Regions from separate parts of the Homo sapiens genome. Here region 1 is linked to region 2. Evidence: chromatin loops called from intact Hi-C (ENCODE). Cell type or tissue: MCF 10A. All regions are shown on one strand. Each heading gives the region's core, and the rest is flanking DNA. Links, peaks and the distances in the headings are about the cores only. Region 1 overlaps LOC124903854 (a long non-coding RNA gene). Region 2 overlaps PLEKHM2 (pleckstrin homology and RUN domain containing M2).

Region 1 (8,582 bases), core at 244-8,243, 110 kb after region 2:
CCGGTGTCTTAAAGACCATTTGTTACATTTTGGGGATCCGTATTTTGGTTGTTTATGTGGGAAAGTAAATCTAGCCCCTGTTTATCTTCAGTTCTGGAAGTGGAAGTCCAAATATCACACCCACCTGGCACACTTTTACCACCCCAAACCATTGAATATGGAAACTGTTTTAAGTGAGGTTGTATACTATTGAACTCATATCCAATTACTTCCAGGGGAAGCTATTATCCTGTCTTGATATCCCTAACAGACTTAACCAATGCCTGGCACTTGGCTGACATTCACTAAAAGCTGGAGAGCATGAATAAACTATTTTTAGCAGACAGCTGTTGATCAGCTTATGGTGTTTTCTTCCAACATTTGTTGATGGGCTTTTGCAATTTTCTTTTTGCCTGCCGGCAGCAAAAGGAAGCCAGGCAAAATGGACATTTCTGGGACTTGTTACTCATGATTGTAATTATCCACAAAAACGCACCCTTTAAAAAGCTTTGATAGGCATGAAGGAACTTTTGGGGGTGATAGAAATGTTCTAAAACTGAGTTGTGATGGTTGCACAAGGGGACGAAAAATCATTAACTTGTACACTTAAAAATGGGTGAATTTTGTGGTATGTAAATTACACCTAAAAAAAAGCTTTTTTAAAAAGCTTATCTGAAAGATTTCCAGGCATTTTAAGGTGAAAAAAGGACACATTGCCAACAATTTGTACAGGAGAAACCTGTACTTTTTCCAAAGTCTCATATGAATTAAAGTACAACCTTGAGGCCAGGTGCCTGTAATCCCCACACTTTTTTCCCAGCACTTTTGGATGCTGAGGTGGGCAGATCACTTGAGGCCAGGAGTTCGAGACCAGCCTGGCCAACATGGCAAAACCCCTTCTCTACTAAAAATACAAAAATTAGCTGGCTGTGGTGGTGGGCACCTGTAATCCCAATTACTCAGAAGGCTGAGGCAGAAGAATTGCTTGAATCCAGGAGGCGGAGGGTTGCAGTGAGCCAAGATTGCACCACTGCCCTCCAGGCAGGGCAACACAGCAAGACTCCATCTCAAACAAAACAAAACAAAACAAAACAAACAAACAACCTTGAGCAGGAGTAGGAGCAGACTATGGTCAACTTATACTTTGTACAATACATATGTATTAGGTGTAATCAGGAAAATATTAAAGATTTTAAAAGAAAGACTAACACTGAGAAAAATCAAAGGGCAATTCCAAGAGAAAAGGGGCTTATTTGATCGAAAGGGAAGATTCCATTTCCTTCTCCACTGGCTCCTAATGTGGTGGTGGTGGGGCGTGGGGGTTCACACCAAAAAATTCTACAATTCTCTGCAGACCTTAGGAGGGTGTCTGTCAGTCTCTTGCTATAATGGAATGCCTGAGGCTGGGTAATTTATCAAAAAATGAAGTTAAGGGCTTGGCGCGGTGGCTCATGCCTATGGTCCCAGCACTTTGGGAGGCTAAGGCAGGTGGATCACCTGACATCAGGAGTTTGAGACCAGCCTGGCCAATATGGTGAAACCCCATCTCTACTAAAAATACAAAAATATTAGCTGGGTGTGGTGGTGGGCACCTGTAATCCCAGCTACTCGGGAGGCTGAGGCAGGAGAATTGCCTGAACCCGGAGGCAGAGGTTGCAGTGAGCTGAGATCGTGCCTCTGCACTCCAGCCTGGGGACAGAGTGAGACTCCATCCCAAAAAAAAACCAAACAAACAAAAAACGAACAAACAACAACAAAATGAAGTTAACTTGGCTAACAATTCTGCTGGCTGGAAGATGGAGAAGCTGGTGAAAGCTTCAGGCTGCTTCCACTCATGGCAAATGGTGAAATGGAGCCAGTGTGTGCAGAGATCTCGCAGCAAGAGAGAGAGAGACAGGGGAGGCGCCAGGCTATTTTTAGCAATCAGCTCTTGTGGGAGGGAAAAGAGTGAGAACTCACTGACCCCTTCCCCGCAACAAGGCATTGGTTATTCATGAGGGATCTACCCGCATGACCCACACCCTGCCATTAGGGGATAAACGCTCAGCATGAGATTTGTAGGGAATAAACATCCAAACTTTAGCAGTGTCCTATGATTTATCTCAATCCTGACACTATCTACCTGGAAATAGCATCAGATTCCCCAGGTTACAGGCTTAGTCCCTTAAGACTGCCCCCACTTCAGACACTGGGTGCCAGTCCCAGGTTGTCACCTGTACTTCTTGCAGACTCGCTATAAATTAGAAGTTCCCACCATTCCCTCCTCTCTGGGTTTGATCATCTGCTAGGACAGCTCACAGAACTCAGAACGGTCTACTAACCAGATTGCCATTTATTATGAAAGAATATAACAGGAACAGCCAGTGGAAGAGCTGCATAGGGCAAGGAACATGGGAAGGGATCTGGAGCTTCCATGCCCTCCTCAGGCACGCCACCCTCCCCGCAGCTCCGTATGTTCACCAACCTGGAAGCTCCTTGAACCCCATTCTATCAAGATTTGATGAAGGTTTCATTACATAAGCATGAGTAACGAAATGATTGATCATTGAGCTTTTTTTTTTTTTTTTTTTAGAGACCCAGTCTCTAAAAAAAAAAGAAGAGAACAAATACTTTATCAAACCATTTATGTTATACTATAGGAAATGTATCATACATGCTTTATTTGTATGAGATGTCTATATCTGCACTTCAAGCATTAATTCTTACCTTCCAAAAGTGCTTAATAATGTTTTTCTGGGTTTAATTGCCTAGCACAAGTTGGCTTATATTTGGATTTGTCTAAACAGCATTTTTCTACATGTCCTTGACCTTTGTGCACTTTAGAACCTTGGTTTTAAGCTACAGTCCTGTTAATCATCAATTATCAAGTATTCATTCTTACTAATAACTTGAGTCAGATCTATGTACCCAGAGCATATAGTTCATAATTAATAATTAGCTCTTGCATTTGTCTAATGCTTCCTTCCTCTCTAAGGACCAGGTTGATGGTGAACATCATCACTGGAAAGTCAGGAAAGGTTATAGTCCCTACTTTGCAGAGGAAGAAGGACTACTCAGAAGCAGCTGACCTCCTTGGGCAAAGCGAAATGCCATCTAAAAGAATGCATAGGTGACTGGCTGGGGCTTGAAAGAAATCTGAATATTTTCTTCAATAAAAAATTAAATGAGGGCCGGGGGCGGTGGCTCATGCCTGTAATCTCAGCACTTTGGGAGGTCGAGGCGGGTGGATCACGAGGTCAGCAGTTCGAGACCAACCTGACCAACATGTGAAACCCCGTCTCTACTAAAAATACAAAAATTAGCCAGGCATGATCGCGGATGCCTGTAATCCCAGCTACTCAGGAGGCTGAGGCAGGAGAATCGCTTGAACCTGGGAGGCAGAGGTTGCAGTGAGCTGAGATTGCACCACTGCACTCCAGCCTGAGTGACAGAGTGATACTCCGTCTCAAAAAAAAAAAAAATTAAATGGTACACAGATGACATTATGATACCCATTGTATAATAAAACTGTTGAGATTTCAGGATGAAATTACATTGACTAAATTTTTTTCCAGTGATTTAGGAGGTGACATAAACTGTGTCACCTGACTAATTGAAGGAGAACTCTGTCCATTTCCTGAATTATCTTTTTTCCTTTGTTAGATCATCAAGTAGAAGTTTTCTGTGCCCTCTCCTGGCTTGATTCTGAAACTGCATAACATTCAGCCTCACTGGGTGGGTCTCTGAGATAAATTCATGCTCTCCCCTTCCTCTCTCCTGCCCATAGGAGGCTTATTTTATTTTATTTTATATTTTATTTTATTTTATTATTTTTTGAGATGGAGCCTCACTCTGTTGCCCAGGCTGGAGTGCAGTGGCACCATCTCGGCTCACTGCAACGTCTGCCTCCCTGGTTCAAGCCATTCTTGTGCCTCAGCCTCTCCAGTAGCTGGGATTACAGGCATGTACCACCACGCCCAGCTAATTTTTTTTTTTTTTTTTTTTAAGTAAAGACGGGTTTCGCCATGTTGACCAGGATGGTCTCAAACTCCTGGCCTCAAGAGATCTGCCTGTCTTGGCCTCCCAAAGTGCTGGGATTACAGGTGCACACCACCCCACTGGGCTAATTTTTCTATTTTTAGTATTGATGGGGGTTTCACCATGTTGGCCAGACTGGTCTCGAACTCCTGACCTTAAATGATCCACCCGCCTTGGCCTTCAAAGTGCTGGGATTACAGGCGTGAGCCACTGTGCCTGGCTTTTTTTTTTTTTTTTTTTTGAGAGGGAGTCTCACCCTGTCACCCAGCTAGAGTGCAGTGGCGAAATGTTGGCTCACTGCAACTTCCACCTCCTAGGTTCAAGCAATTCTCCTGCCTCAGCCCCCCAAATAGCTGGGACTACAGGCATGCACCACCACACCCAGCTAATTTTTTGTATTTTTAGTAGAGGCAGGGTTTCACCATGTTGGCCATGCTGGTCTCAAACTCCTGACCTCAAAGGATTGGCCCAACTCGGCCTCCCAAAGTGCTGGGATTACAGGCTTGAGCCACCGTGCCCAGCTGATAAGTGTGTAACTTTATAGGCAAAGTGAATAGAATACTGGGGATTTTGACAAGCTTTAATGTCACAAAGATTTTTTTTTTTTTTTTGAGTTAGAGTCTCGATCTGTTGGCCAGGCTGGAGTGCAGTGGTGTGACCTCAGCTCGCTGCAACCTCCACCTCCCAGGTTCAAGCAATTCTCCTGCCTCAGCCTCCGGAGTAGCTGGGATTACAGGCGCCTACCGCCATGCCCAGCTAATTTTTGTATTTTTAGTAGAGACAGTGTTTCACCATGTTGGCCAGGCTGGTCTCGAGCTCCTGACCTCAAGTGATCCACCCGCCTCAGCCTCCCAAAGTGCTCAGACTACAGGCGTGAGCCACCGTGCCAGGCCACAAAGATTCTTTGCTTGGCCAAACTTTAGCACCCCACCTGGCTTTTTGGCTATAAATTCCCACTTGCCATGCCGTTGTAAACCAAATAATGTCTGAGACAGGTCTCAGACAAGTTTATTTTGCCAAGGTTGAGGATGTGTCTGGGAAAGACACAAGCTACAGTGGTATCTGTGGCCTGCGCTCTTTCCCAAGAGGATTTTGAGAACTTCAGTATTTAAACGGGAAAATTGGGCAGGAGGGGAAAGAGGACAGTCAATTGTTCATAAAATTATTCAGAAAATCCACATTTTACATTAAATAACCTAAACATAGAGTAGAGGAAGAAGTCAAATATGCGTTTGTCTCCAGGTTGGCGGAGGTGGGGGTCGGGGGAATGATCCCCAGTCTTATCTTTGTCCCTTACTTGTGAAAATAAGCTGTTAATTTACATTGTCAGGATGAGGGAGGTCACCTGGGGAGATATGTGGCCTCTGTCTTGCAGCTACCTGTTTAGGAACCAAAAAAAGTGCAATGTTTTACATACTCAGTTCCCAAGCTTAACTTTTTCCTTTGGCATAGTGAGTCTGGGGTCCCGGGATTTTCTTTTCCTTTCACACTATATTGGGTTGAGAGTCCAGTCGCTCTCCTCAACTACAAGATTCCATTGCAGTGGTCACTATACCTATCTCAAGGGTCCTGAATATTTTTCCTTACCATGCTTTAACAAGGATCATTAGATACTTTTATCTTTTTTTTTTTTTTGTCAGGGTCTCGATTTGTTGTTCAGGCTGCAGTGCAGTGGTGCAAACACAGCTCACTGCAGTCTCCACCTCCTGGGATCCAGCAATCCTCCTACCTCAGCCTCCTGAGTAGCTGGACTATAGGTGTGCGCCACTGTGCCCAGCTAATTAAAAAAAAATATATTTTTTTTTTAGAGACAGGGTCTCACTATGTTGCCCAGGCTAATTTTTTTCTTTTTCTTATTCTTTTTCTTTTCTTTTTTTTTTTTTGAGACAGAGTCTTACCCTGTCACCCAGGCTGGAGTACAGTGGCGCCATCTTAGCTCACGGCAACTTCCGCCTCCTGGATTCAAGCAATTCTCCTGCCTCAGCCTCCTGAGTAGCTGGGAGTAATTACATGCACACGCCACCACACCTGGCTAATTTTTATATTTTTAGTAGAGGCAGAGTTTCTCCATGTTGGCCAGGCTGGTCTCCAACTCCTGACCTCAGATGATCTGCCCACCTCGGCCTCCCAAAGTGCTGGGATTACAGGCGTGAGCCACCGCGCCCGGCCAGGAAATTTTTTCCTTTAACAGATGAAAGCATTCTGAACATGCTAAACAATATATTTTTATTTAGGGCTAGGGGACAAAGAAGGTGAAGATGAGTGTTGAGGTTGTAGCAAGGCGAATGAGTGTCACAGAAAGCCCCCAGCCAGGCAGCCTGGGGAGGCTGGAGTTGCGGCAGGATCATTTCTGAGCTTCCGCAAGCACAGACAAGTTCAGCGTTGACACCTTCTGCAGAGCCCTTACCTCACCATTCAGCAGGCCAAATGGAATCAATCCATGCAGACAGCTGAAATGCACACGGTGTTTTCCCCACACTCAGGCTGTCAGTTTTGTTGACTGAGATACTCATCACCCCAGAGCTGCTTTTCACAGTTCTAGAAGATCTGTTCAATCATTCATTCACTCACAAAACATTTATTCCTTGTGTTTTACAAGGTACTGCCCTTGGAGGACACCCAAAAGGTTGAAGTAGATATTGGAAATTATAGTTTACTAGATGGGTACTTCTCAACCTTCTTCCTGTCATGGCATACATAGAAAATGATACAATTTATATCTCTCACTGAAGTTAACTGGGGGGAGTTTGGATCCCTATCAGATTTGGTGAAAAAAATTGATGTTTTCTACATATTGTATAATTATGATTTGGAAAAAAATCAAATTATTAGGGAAAGCATTAAATATTGAGCTAATATAATACAAAAATTAATACAAATAAATACAAATAAATAATAAATACAAAAATTAGCCAGGCATGGTGGCGCATGCTTATAGTCCCAGCTACTCAGGAGGCTGAGGCAGGAGAATCACTTTAACTCGGGAGGCGGAGGTAGAAGTGAGCCAAGATCGCACCACTGACCTCCAGCCTGGGCGACAGAGCAAGACTGTATCAAACAAAAAAAAAAAAAAAAAAGAGATGGCGTCTCACATCTCGCTGTGTTGACCAGGCTGGTCTTGCACTCCTGGGTTCAAACAGGTCCTCCCTCCTTGGTCTCCCAAAGTGCTGGGATTATAGTCATGAGTCACTGTACCTGGCCAAGTTTTAGCTTTTCTGTGAAGGTAGCTGTTTAATATCAGGTTTTGTTTTGTTTTGTTTTGTTTTTTTGAGACAGAGTCTTGCTCTGTCACCCAGGCTGCAGTGCAGTGGCGCGATGTCAGCTCACTGCAACTTCTGCCTCCGGAGTTCAAGCGATTCTCCTGCCTTAGCCTCCCGAGTAGCTGGGATTACAGGTGTGTGCCACTGCACCTGGCTAAATTTTTTTTTTTTTTTTGAGACAGAGTTTTACTCTTGTTGCCCAGGCTGGAGTGCAATAGTGCAATCTCAGTTCACTGCAACCTCCACTTCCCAGGTTCAAGCGATTCTCCTGCCTCAGCCTCCCTAGTAGCTGGGATTACAGGCATGTGCCACCACGCCCAGCTAATTTTGTATTTTTGGTAGAGACAGGATTTCTCCATGTTGGTCAGACTGGTCTTGAACTCCTAACCTCAGGTAATCTGCCCGCCTTGGCCTCCCAAAGTGCTAGGATTACAGGCATGAGCCACCGTGCCTGGCCAATTTTTTGTATTTTTAGTAGAGACGGGGTTTCACCATGTTAGCCAGGCTGGTCTTGAACTCCTAACCTCAGGTAATCTGCCTGCCTTGGCCTCCCAAAGTGCTAGGATTATAGGCGTGAGCCACCGTGCCTGGACCAATATCAAGTTTTATGCTTGATATTTGCGTATTTGCTACATGGAATAATAATCAGAACTTTTAAAGAATGATCTCTTCAAATTCTTGATACCCTTGAGCTCAAGGAGGTAATACAAATCCTAAAATAAATGTTAAATTCAAAAATTTACAGAAGTTGAAATTGTCTTTTCTTTCATTAACAAATGTACAATTGAAATTTCTTGTGATAACATGAATGGATTTTTATTTTTTATTTTATTTAATTTTTTTTTTGAGACAGAGTCTCACTCTGTCACCCAGGCTGGAGTGCAGTGGTGCGATCTCGTCTCACTACAACCTCCACCTCCTGGGTTCAAGTGATTCTCCTGCCTCAGCCTCCTGAGTAGGTGGGATTACAGGCGTGCACCACCATGCCCGGCTAATTTTTGTATTTTTAGCAGAGACAGCATTTCACCATGTTGGTAAGGTTGGTCTCAAACTCCTGACCTTGTGATCCGCCTGCCTTGGCCTCACAAAGTGCTGGGATTACAGGTGTGAGCCACCGCACCTGGCCAGATTTTTATTTATTTATTTTTATTTTTATTTTTTTGAGTCGGAGTCTCGCTCTGTCACCCAGGCTGGAGTGCAATGGTGCAATCTTGGCTCACTGCAATCTCCGCCTCCCGGGTTCAAACAATTCTTCTGCCTCAGCCTCCTGAGTAGCTGGGATTACAGGTGCCTGCCACCACGCCCAGCTAATTTTTGTATTTTTAG
Region 2 (8,582 bases), core at 224-8,223:
TTTGTAGAGATGGAGTTTTGCTATGTTGTCTAGGCTGGTCTTAAACTCCTGAGCTCAAGTGATCCTCCTGCCTTAGCCTCTCAAATTCTAGGGATTACAGGTATAAGCCATGGTGCCCAGCCCAAAGCCTACACTTTAAGCACTCTTTTTTTTTTTTGAGACGGAGTTTGTCTCAGAGACCGCATGGCCTGTACAGCCTGAACTATTTAGCACCTGGCTCTTTACAGAAGAAGCATGCTGGCCCTCGGTCTGGAGCCTGCAGCAGAGGTGGCAAGGAATGCACACTTGTGATAGGCTCGGCTGAGGAGCTGCCTCTTGCTCAAAGCTCAGTTCAGCAGTGGCCAGAAGGGAAGGCTCAAGCCGTGAAGGGTCACATATTTCAACACACAGTTACTGAGCACCTGCTATGTACATATCAGACACGGTGGCAGAGATAAATTAGTGCAAATGTATAATACGGCATCAGGGAGTAGTAAGTGCTATGAAAAAAATGAAGCAGGGTGTGGAAATCTGTTATAAATACGGAGCCCCCAGAGGGAAAAAAATAAATACAAAAGCCGGGCACAGTGGCTCACGCCTGTAATGCCAGCACTTTGGGAGGCTGAGGCAGGTGGATCACCTGAGGTTAGGAGTTCGAGACCAGCCTGACCAACGTGGTGAAACCCCGTCTCTATTTAAAATACAAAAAATTAGCCAGGCATGGTGGCGCACACCTGTAATCCCAGCTACTCGGGAGGCTGAGGCAGGAGAATCATTTGAACCTGGGAGGCAGAGGTTGCAGTGAGCCGAGATCGTGCCACTGCACTCCAGCCTGGGCAACAAGAGCAAAACTCCAACTCAAAAAATAATAATAAAAACAAACAAACAAATAAGGAGCCAAGAAGATCTCCCTGAGGAAATGGCTATTGTGGCATCCGGGGGGAAAGTATTCCGGTTAGAGGAACAGCAGGGGCAACAGTGAGGAGCCTGGTGTGGCTGGAGCTCAGGGAGTGAGGGGTGAGCAGCATGAGATGAGGTCAAGAAGGCAGCTGAGGGCCGGATCATGCACAGCCACACAGGCCGTGCGAGGGGCTTTGCGTTTCATTACCAGTTTGATGGGAAGCTGTTGGCAGGTGAGAACAGGAAAGTACATAACTCGATGTCACTATTACAAAGCTGCTATAGCTTCTTGCTTGTTTTTTGAGACAGGGTCTTGCTCTGTCACCCAGGCTGGAGTGCAATGGCGCGATCTTGGCTCACTGCAGCCTCTGCCTCAATCGATCCTCCCACTTCAACCTCCCGAGTAGCTGGGACTGCAGGTGTGCGACACCACAGCAGGCTAGTTTTTCTGTTTTGTAGAGATGGGGTCTCATCATGTTGCCCAGATTGGTCTTGAACTCCTGGGTCAAGCAATCCACCCACCTCGGCCTCCCAAAGTGCTGGGATTACAGGCGTGAGCCACCAGATCCGGCCTTGCCATAGTTTCTGTATGGTGAGTAGACAGACTGTGAAAGGCCAGGGTGGAGGCAGAGGCTGGTTAGGAGGCTAGCAGCCCCGACAATGGGAAAATGGGGGCTGGGAGCTGGCTACAGTGTAGAGGACAGGAGAAGGGGTCAGATGCAGGGTCTGAAGGCAGAGCCGCAGAGATTTAGCGATGGATTAAATGTGGGGCATGAGGGAAAAGGAGGAGCCAGCAACAGTTCTGAGGTATGGTCTGAGCAGGTGGACGGCAGCCGTTTCTGGATCAGGTGGAGTTCAGCTCTGGCATAAGTTCAGAACACCTATCCGACATCTATGTGGAGGCCGGGCACAGTGGCTCACGCCTATAATCCCAGCGCTTTGGGAGGCCGAGGTGAGTGGATCGTCTGAGCTCAGGAGTTGGAGACAAGCCTGGGCAACATGGCAAAACCCTACCTCAGCAAAAATACAAAAAATTAGTCGGACATGATGGCACGATACACTTGTAGTCCCAGCTACTCAGGAGGCTGAAGTAGGAGAATCGCTTGAGTCTGGGAGGTAGAGGTTGCAGTGAGCCAAGATTGCACCACTGCACTCCAACTAGGTGATAGAGTGAGACCCCATCTCAAAAAAAAAAAAAAAAAAAAAAAAAAAGATATCTACGTGGAGACATCAAGGACACAGCTGTGGAAATGGATCTGAGGTTCAGGGGCAGGGGGGGTGCCGCCAGCCACTGAAAGCCGTGAGTGTGCAGCAGGAGGAGCGTCTGAGTACTGAGCCGCCAGGGCTGCGTTAGACCAGGGGTCCTCACCCACGCAGCCCAACAATGCCCGGGCCCCTTTCCAGACCAATGACATCAGAAACTCTGGAGTCAGGGCACAAGAAGCAGCACTGTAACACTCCAGGTAATCCTGATGCCTGGCCCGGGCTGAGGATCACTGTCTTAGACCACGAAGGCACAGCCAGCGAGGTGGGCAGAAAACGTGGGCAGTATGTGCTCCAGAAGCCCAGTGAGGAAAGTTTCCCAAGGGCAGGTGTGGTCAGTCGCCAGGGTCATGGCAGCAGGGGCCTAAAAGGGAGGTGCTGGGACCATGAGGAAAGCACATGGGCGCAGGGGCGGGGGCAGCAGCCTGATGGGCACTCATCACGGAGGGCAGGAGCTTGTGTGGATCCCGCATCAGCAAATGAGGCATTTAAACATGACAGTGATGAGGCAGCTGGAACTTGAAACAGCAAATATTTGATGATATTGAGGAAAAGTTATTGTGAATTTTTTGTAATATTGGGTCATGTGAGAAAAGAATCCTCATTTTTTAACAATACGTACTGAAATATTTATGGATGTCTGGAAATCTGTTTCAAAATAATAGAGGGCTGGTGGTATAGACTGTCCGGTGATGATACGAGCTGAACATGGGGCTTCGGTATGCCATTCTGCCTATTTTGGGTCAGAAGAGGGGGTGAGGGAAGTGGAAGAACAGAGAGGAAGAGGAAGAAAGGAAGGGAGGAAGGGAGGGAGGGAGGGACGGAGGGAGTGGAGGAAGAGACAGTAAATACAGAAAATCCCTTTGACCGGTTTTGCCAAAAGAGTGGCAGGAAAAACAGGGTAGAGTAAAGAAATAAAGTCCTTGCCCAGGAAAGACAGGATGGGACCCCTCTGGCCACAAAGGAGAGTCCACAAGCAGGTGGGCCAGTATGCTCCATGGTGGGAGGATGAAAAAGTTGTCATCAGAAGAAAATTCAAAAGTAAGCAAGGTCAGCTGAGAATGAAGAGAGAGATTCAGATTTAAGGTAAATTTTTAAACATGGTGGTTCCCTAAGGTCCACGGACTCTGAGGCCTCTGTCTCAAAGGCATGTTCCCAGACCACGCTCTAGACCTGCTCAGCTGCTCTCCTGTCCCTGCTGCTGATTTTTCGGTTGTGCTCAGGCACCAGGGCCGGGAAAAGCTAGCTCAGCTCATCCCAGACTCTCCCAAAGCCAGGAGCACAGGGCTCCCAGGCGCTCTGGGAAGGCTGGGCGTCACAAGACTGCTTCGGGGAAGTGTGGGTGGTACACTCCAACAAGCCAAGAAATGCCTGACTCAGAGAATTTTAATCAGGGTGAGTCCCACTCTCTGCTCTGAGCTGCCACAGCCCGGCCTTCTCTGTCCCGTCTCTCTCTGATCTTCATACACCCACAAAACAATTTCTAGTACTATGGTTGATACGAAGAAATCCTTCCAGATTGGTCTCTAATAATTAACTCAAAGGTGGCTGTGAAAGACGATAAACAGCCAAATGAACATAAGACAGTTCCAAGTGACGTCCTTCCTTTCTCCCTCGTCAGACAAGGTCAAAAAGAGGCTGCAACCCTGCCCAGCCCAAAAGAGGGGCGATCTGGATTCTAACTCTGCTGTCAACTCGCAAGTTATACTAGGGGAGCAGGGGTCACACTTCCCTATTTACAGAGCAGGATAAAAACGCCTGCTCCAACAACAGGAGAGGCTGGACAGATGGCTGTAAGCGTGCCTGTTTAACTGCCTGGCCACTGTGGGGCTCCACCGCTGTGCCTGCCCCATCCCTGCTCAGCCACCGCAGACACAGACCTAAGGATACCTAAGAAACCTTGCCCGGCCCGGCCTGGCCTGGCAGGTTCGACTCTCCTGTGATGCCCAGGGAGAAGGCCGCCAGGTAACAGCAGCCTCCCTGTGGGCTCCATGGAGACCAAACGTTATTTACACAAGAGTGTTTGGAAGAGCCTCAGCAGGACAGGTCTAGGAGGTGGAAATCCAAAAACAGAATAGACCCCACCTGAGGGCTGGGCGCTGTGGCTCACGCCTGTAATTCCAGCACTTTGGGAGGCTGAGTCAGCGGGAGTATTGCTTGAAGCCAGAAGTTTGAGACCAGCTGGGCAATATAGCAAGACCCTGTTTCTAGCAACTTTTTTTTTTTTTAAAGTTAGCTGGGCGTGGTGGTGCATACCTATAGTCCCAGTTACTCGGAAGGCTAAGGCAGGAGGATTGCTTGAGCCCAGGAGCTGGAGGCTGCAATGTGCCATGATCACACCTCTGTACTCCAGCCTGGGCAACAGAGTGAGACCCTGCCTCGAAAAAAAAAAAAAAAAAAAAGGCTGGGCACGGTGGCTTATGCCTGTAATCCCAGCACTTTGGGAGGTCAAGGTGGAGAGATCACTTGAGGTCAGGAGTTCGAGACCAGCCTAACCAATATGATGAAACCCCATCTCTACTAAAAATACAAAAATTAGCTGGGCGTGGTGGTGCACATGCCTGTAATCCCAGCTACTTGGGAGGCTGAGGCAAAAGAATTGCTTGAACCTGGGAGGCGGAGGTTACAGTGAGCTGAGATTGTGCCACTGCACTCCAGTCTGGGCAACAGAGCAAGGCTACATCTCAAAAAAAGAAAAAAAAAACCCACCTGAAGAATGGGTGGATTACCACCCACCTCACCTCCAATCACCTCTTTAAGGATTACATCCACGATGGCCACAGCTAAATAAGCTCATCTCAACCTCCGAGCCAGACTGCACTGCAGGGGCCCTCTTGGTCCACTGAGTCCTGGAGGCTGCCCCTCACATGGCGATGCTGTAGGTACAAGGTGGGTGAGGACGCGTCCCATGGAAAGTGACATGCCACTGCCCACCTTGCGTCTGGGAATTCTACTCACAGCATGGTCACTGGTTGGGCAAACTGCCCCTCTGGTCTCACAGACATTCCTCCCTTACAAGGCAGATCCCCAGGGGAAAGGTGGAGCTCAAGCTACCTGCTGTCATTTACCTTTGGGCGACCCGTCCGTATCAGTGACAGCTGGAGAAGGGCCATGTGGTTGCAACTACTGAATGTCCCTTCAGGGAGGCCACCATAACGACTACCCCCCCGAGCTTGCATCAGCAGTTTGCTGCAGCTTCAGGCGCAGCCTCTTGTGAATGTAAGGGAAGGGCCAGTGCTCGACATCCATCCCCTCAGAAAGACACAGGGAGCAGAAAATAAACAAACAAGTGAGGCAGGCAGGCTGGGGTCTTTTTTCTTTTCTTTTTTGAGAGGGATTCTCGCTGTGTTCCCCAGGCTGGAGTGCAGTGGCGCAATCTCGGCTCACTGCAAGCTCCGCCTCCCGGGTTCACACCATTCTCCTGCCTCAGCCTCCCAAGCAGCTGGGACTACAGGCGCCCGCCACCACGTCCAGCTAATTTTTTTTGTATTTTTAGTAGAGACTGGGTTTCACCGTGTTAGCCAGGATGGTCACGATCTCCTGACCTCGTGATCCACCTGTCTTGGCCTCCCAAAGTGCTGGGATTACAGGCGTGAGCCACCGTGCCCGGCCAGCTGGGGTATTTTAAGTCTTAGCCAAGCTTCCTAAGACTAATAATACCTTTTTTTTTTCTTTTTTCTTTTTTTGAGATGGAGTTGTGCTCTTGTTGCCCAGGCTGGAATGCAATGGCACGATCTTGGCTCACTGCAACCTCCGCCTCCCAGGTTCAGCCGATTCTCCTGCCTCAGCCTCTCGAGTAGTTGGGATTACAGGCACCTGCCACCATGCCCAGCTAATTTTTTGTATTTTTAGTAGAGATGGGGTTTCACCATATTGGTCAGGCTGGTCTCAAACTCCTGACCTCAGGTGATCCACCTACCTCGGCCTCACCAAGTGCTGGGATTACAGGAGTGAGCCACCGCACCCAGCTAATAACATACCCCCACCCCCTTTTTTTTTTTTTTTTGAGACAGAGTTTCACTCTTGTTGCCCAGGCTGGATTGCAATGGCATGATCTCGGCTCACTGCAACCTCCGCCTCCTGGGTTCGAGCGATTCTCCTGCCTCAGCCTCCTGAGTAGCTGGGATTACAGGCGTCCACCACCAACATGGCTAATTGTTTTGTATTTTTAGTAGAGACAGGTTTTCACCATCTTGGCCAGGATGGTCTTGAACTCCTGACCTCATGACCTACCTGCCTCGGCCTCCCAAAGTGCTGGGGTTACAGGCGTGAGCCACCGCGCCCAGCTAATAACACCCCATTTTCATGTGATCCAAGGAATAAATCACTACTGCCAGCAGCACTTCTGCAGAGACTCTCCTCTGCGATCTAAGACAAGGCTGGGTGCTGGCCAGGGCTGAGGAATTTCATTATCGAAGAGCAGAAGAGCCCTTAGAAACCATTTGGTTAGGAAGCAGAGTTTCCTGGGGCCTCCCATTCAGTAAGAATGTCCTGCCCTGTGCAGAAGGGTGTGTGAAGGGAGTTGGAGTTAAGGAGAGGGAGAGGGAGAAGTTATCAGTGAATGAAACTGACTACTGAATGTAATGAAAATCAGAAAAATAATCACTTAGCCACAACCCTCATTTTATAGGCAGGGAGACCGGAGCCCAGGGAGACAGGGGCACTTCCTGCACACCCTAGCTCTGGCCAGCGTCCTACTACTGTACTGCAGAGTCTTGGCCAGGTGTGCTCACACACAGGGGTAGCTACTTCTGGAGCTCCTTCTGCTTCATCCCACCTGGAGATAAAGCAGTCAGGACATCAGCTGCCACCACCCCAGAAGTGCTCATCCGAGCCTGGGTGACAGAGCGAGACCCTGTCTCTAAAAATAAAATTAAAAAAACAAAACAAAACAAAAAACTGAGCAGGGCAGAGCAGCAGGGGCCATGGGCTATCCCCAGGGCTTCAGCGATGGGGCTCTGCAGGATTTAGGGGACCACATCAGGAATGTCCCAGTTGCTTCCCTCCTAGACAACATGAGATGTCAACAGAGGCTTCAGCTGCTGGGTGCCTGCCGCTTCACCAGCCCCAGGGAACTGCAATGCTTCCGATGTACACTGCTAATTTTATTTTTGTTGTTTTTTTTTTTTGAGATGGGGGCTCACTATGTTGCCCAAGCTGGAGTGCAGTGGCTCATCACAGGCACAATCATAGTGCACTACAGTCTCGAACTCCTGGGCTCAAGCAATCCTTCCACCTCAGCCTTCCATGTAGCTGGGACTATAGGCGCACACCACCATGCCCAGCCTACTCTCCTAGATTAATATATTTATGTAATATAATAATAGAGATGGAGTCTCACTATATTGCCCAGGCCAGTCTTGAACTCCTGGGCTCAAGCGATCCTCCCACCTTATCATCATACCCGGCCCACTCTCCTATTTATTTATTTTAATAATAGAGATGTGGTAAAGACACATGCACACATATGTTTATTGTGGCACTATTCACAATAGCAAATACTTGGAACCAACCCAAATGTCCATCAATGATAGACTGGATTAAGAAAATGTGGCACATATACACCATGGAATACTATGCAGCCATCAAAAAGGATGAGTTCATGTCCTTTGCAGGGATATGGATGCAGCTGGAAACCATCATTCTGAGCAAACTATCACAAGGACAGAAAACCAAACACTGCATGTTCTCCTTCATAGGTGGGAACTGAACAATGAGAACACTTGGACACGGGGCGGGGAACATCACACACTGGGGCCCATCGTGAGGTGGGGGGCAGGGGGAGGCATAGCATTAGGAGAAATACCTAATGTAAATGACGAGTTAATGGGTGCAGCAAACCAACATGGCACATGTACACCTATGTAACAAACCTGCACACCTATGTAACAAACCTGCACATTGTGCACATGTACCCTAGAAATTAAAGTATAAAATAATAATAACAATAATAAAATAATAGAGATGGGGTCTCACTATATTGCCCAGGCTGGTCTCAAACTCCTGGGCTCAAGTGATCCTCCTGCCTTGGCCTCCTAAAATCCTGGGATTACAGGCATGAGCCACTGCGTCAAGCCTACTCCCCTAATTTTAAAATCCTTCACCTGAGGTTCCACTGCACCATAGCCTAGAAAATATTTCATTCTCAATGGCAATCAAATTATAGTGAATTATAGAGCAAGAAAGCCCAGAAATCACCCCCGCATAAGAACCAATCAGAGATCTTGCAATTCAAAAACAATGAGGCTAGTTGCTCTATATGAAAAATGTTGGCCAGGCACAGCGGCTCACACCTATAATCCCAGCACTCTGAGAGGCTGAGGTGGGTGGATCACCTGAGGTCAGGAGTTCAAGACCAGCCTGGCCAACATGGTGAAACCCTGTCTCTGCTAAATATACAAAAAATTAGCCAGGTGTGGTGGTGCGCACCTGTAATCCCA

What was found. Hi-C counts contacts between places; a loop is a spot of excess contacts. Peaks named below come from ENCODE experiments on the same cell type or tissue, not always from the same donor. Only the 100,000 strongest peaks of a DNase experiment are listed, where the experiment ranks them.
Region 1: it touches region 2 in a loop (8-fold over the local background); 7 of 110 quality-filtered maps call a loop at or near these places.

The regions. Positions count from the first base shown.
Region 1 is chr1:15,590,356-15,598,937 of GRCh38, reverse strand. LOC124903854 (a long non-coding RNA gene) reads left to right here. Exons shown (of 3, transcript XR_007065483.1): 2 at 2,954-3,088. Among named protein-coding and RNA genes, the nearest start is that of AGMAT, 9.6 kb to the right of the region's middle. In MCF 10A, for the core only: a CTCF peak has its summit at 3,654 (motif pointing left); a DNase peak (open chromatin) is centred at 3,657.
Region 2 is chr1:15,698,680-15,707,261 of GRCh38, reverse strand. All of the region lies in intron 1 of PLEKHM2 (pleckstrin homology and RUN domain containing M2), which reads right to left. Among named protein-coding and RNA genes, the nearest start is that of PLEKHM2, 19 kb to the right of the region's middle. In MCF 10A, for the core only: no CTCF peak of the experiment used is centred there; a DNase peak (open chromatin) is centred at 3,471.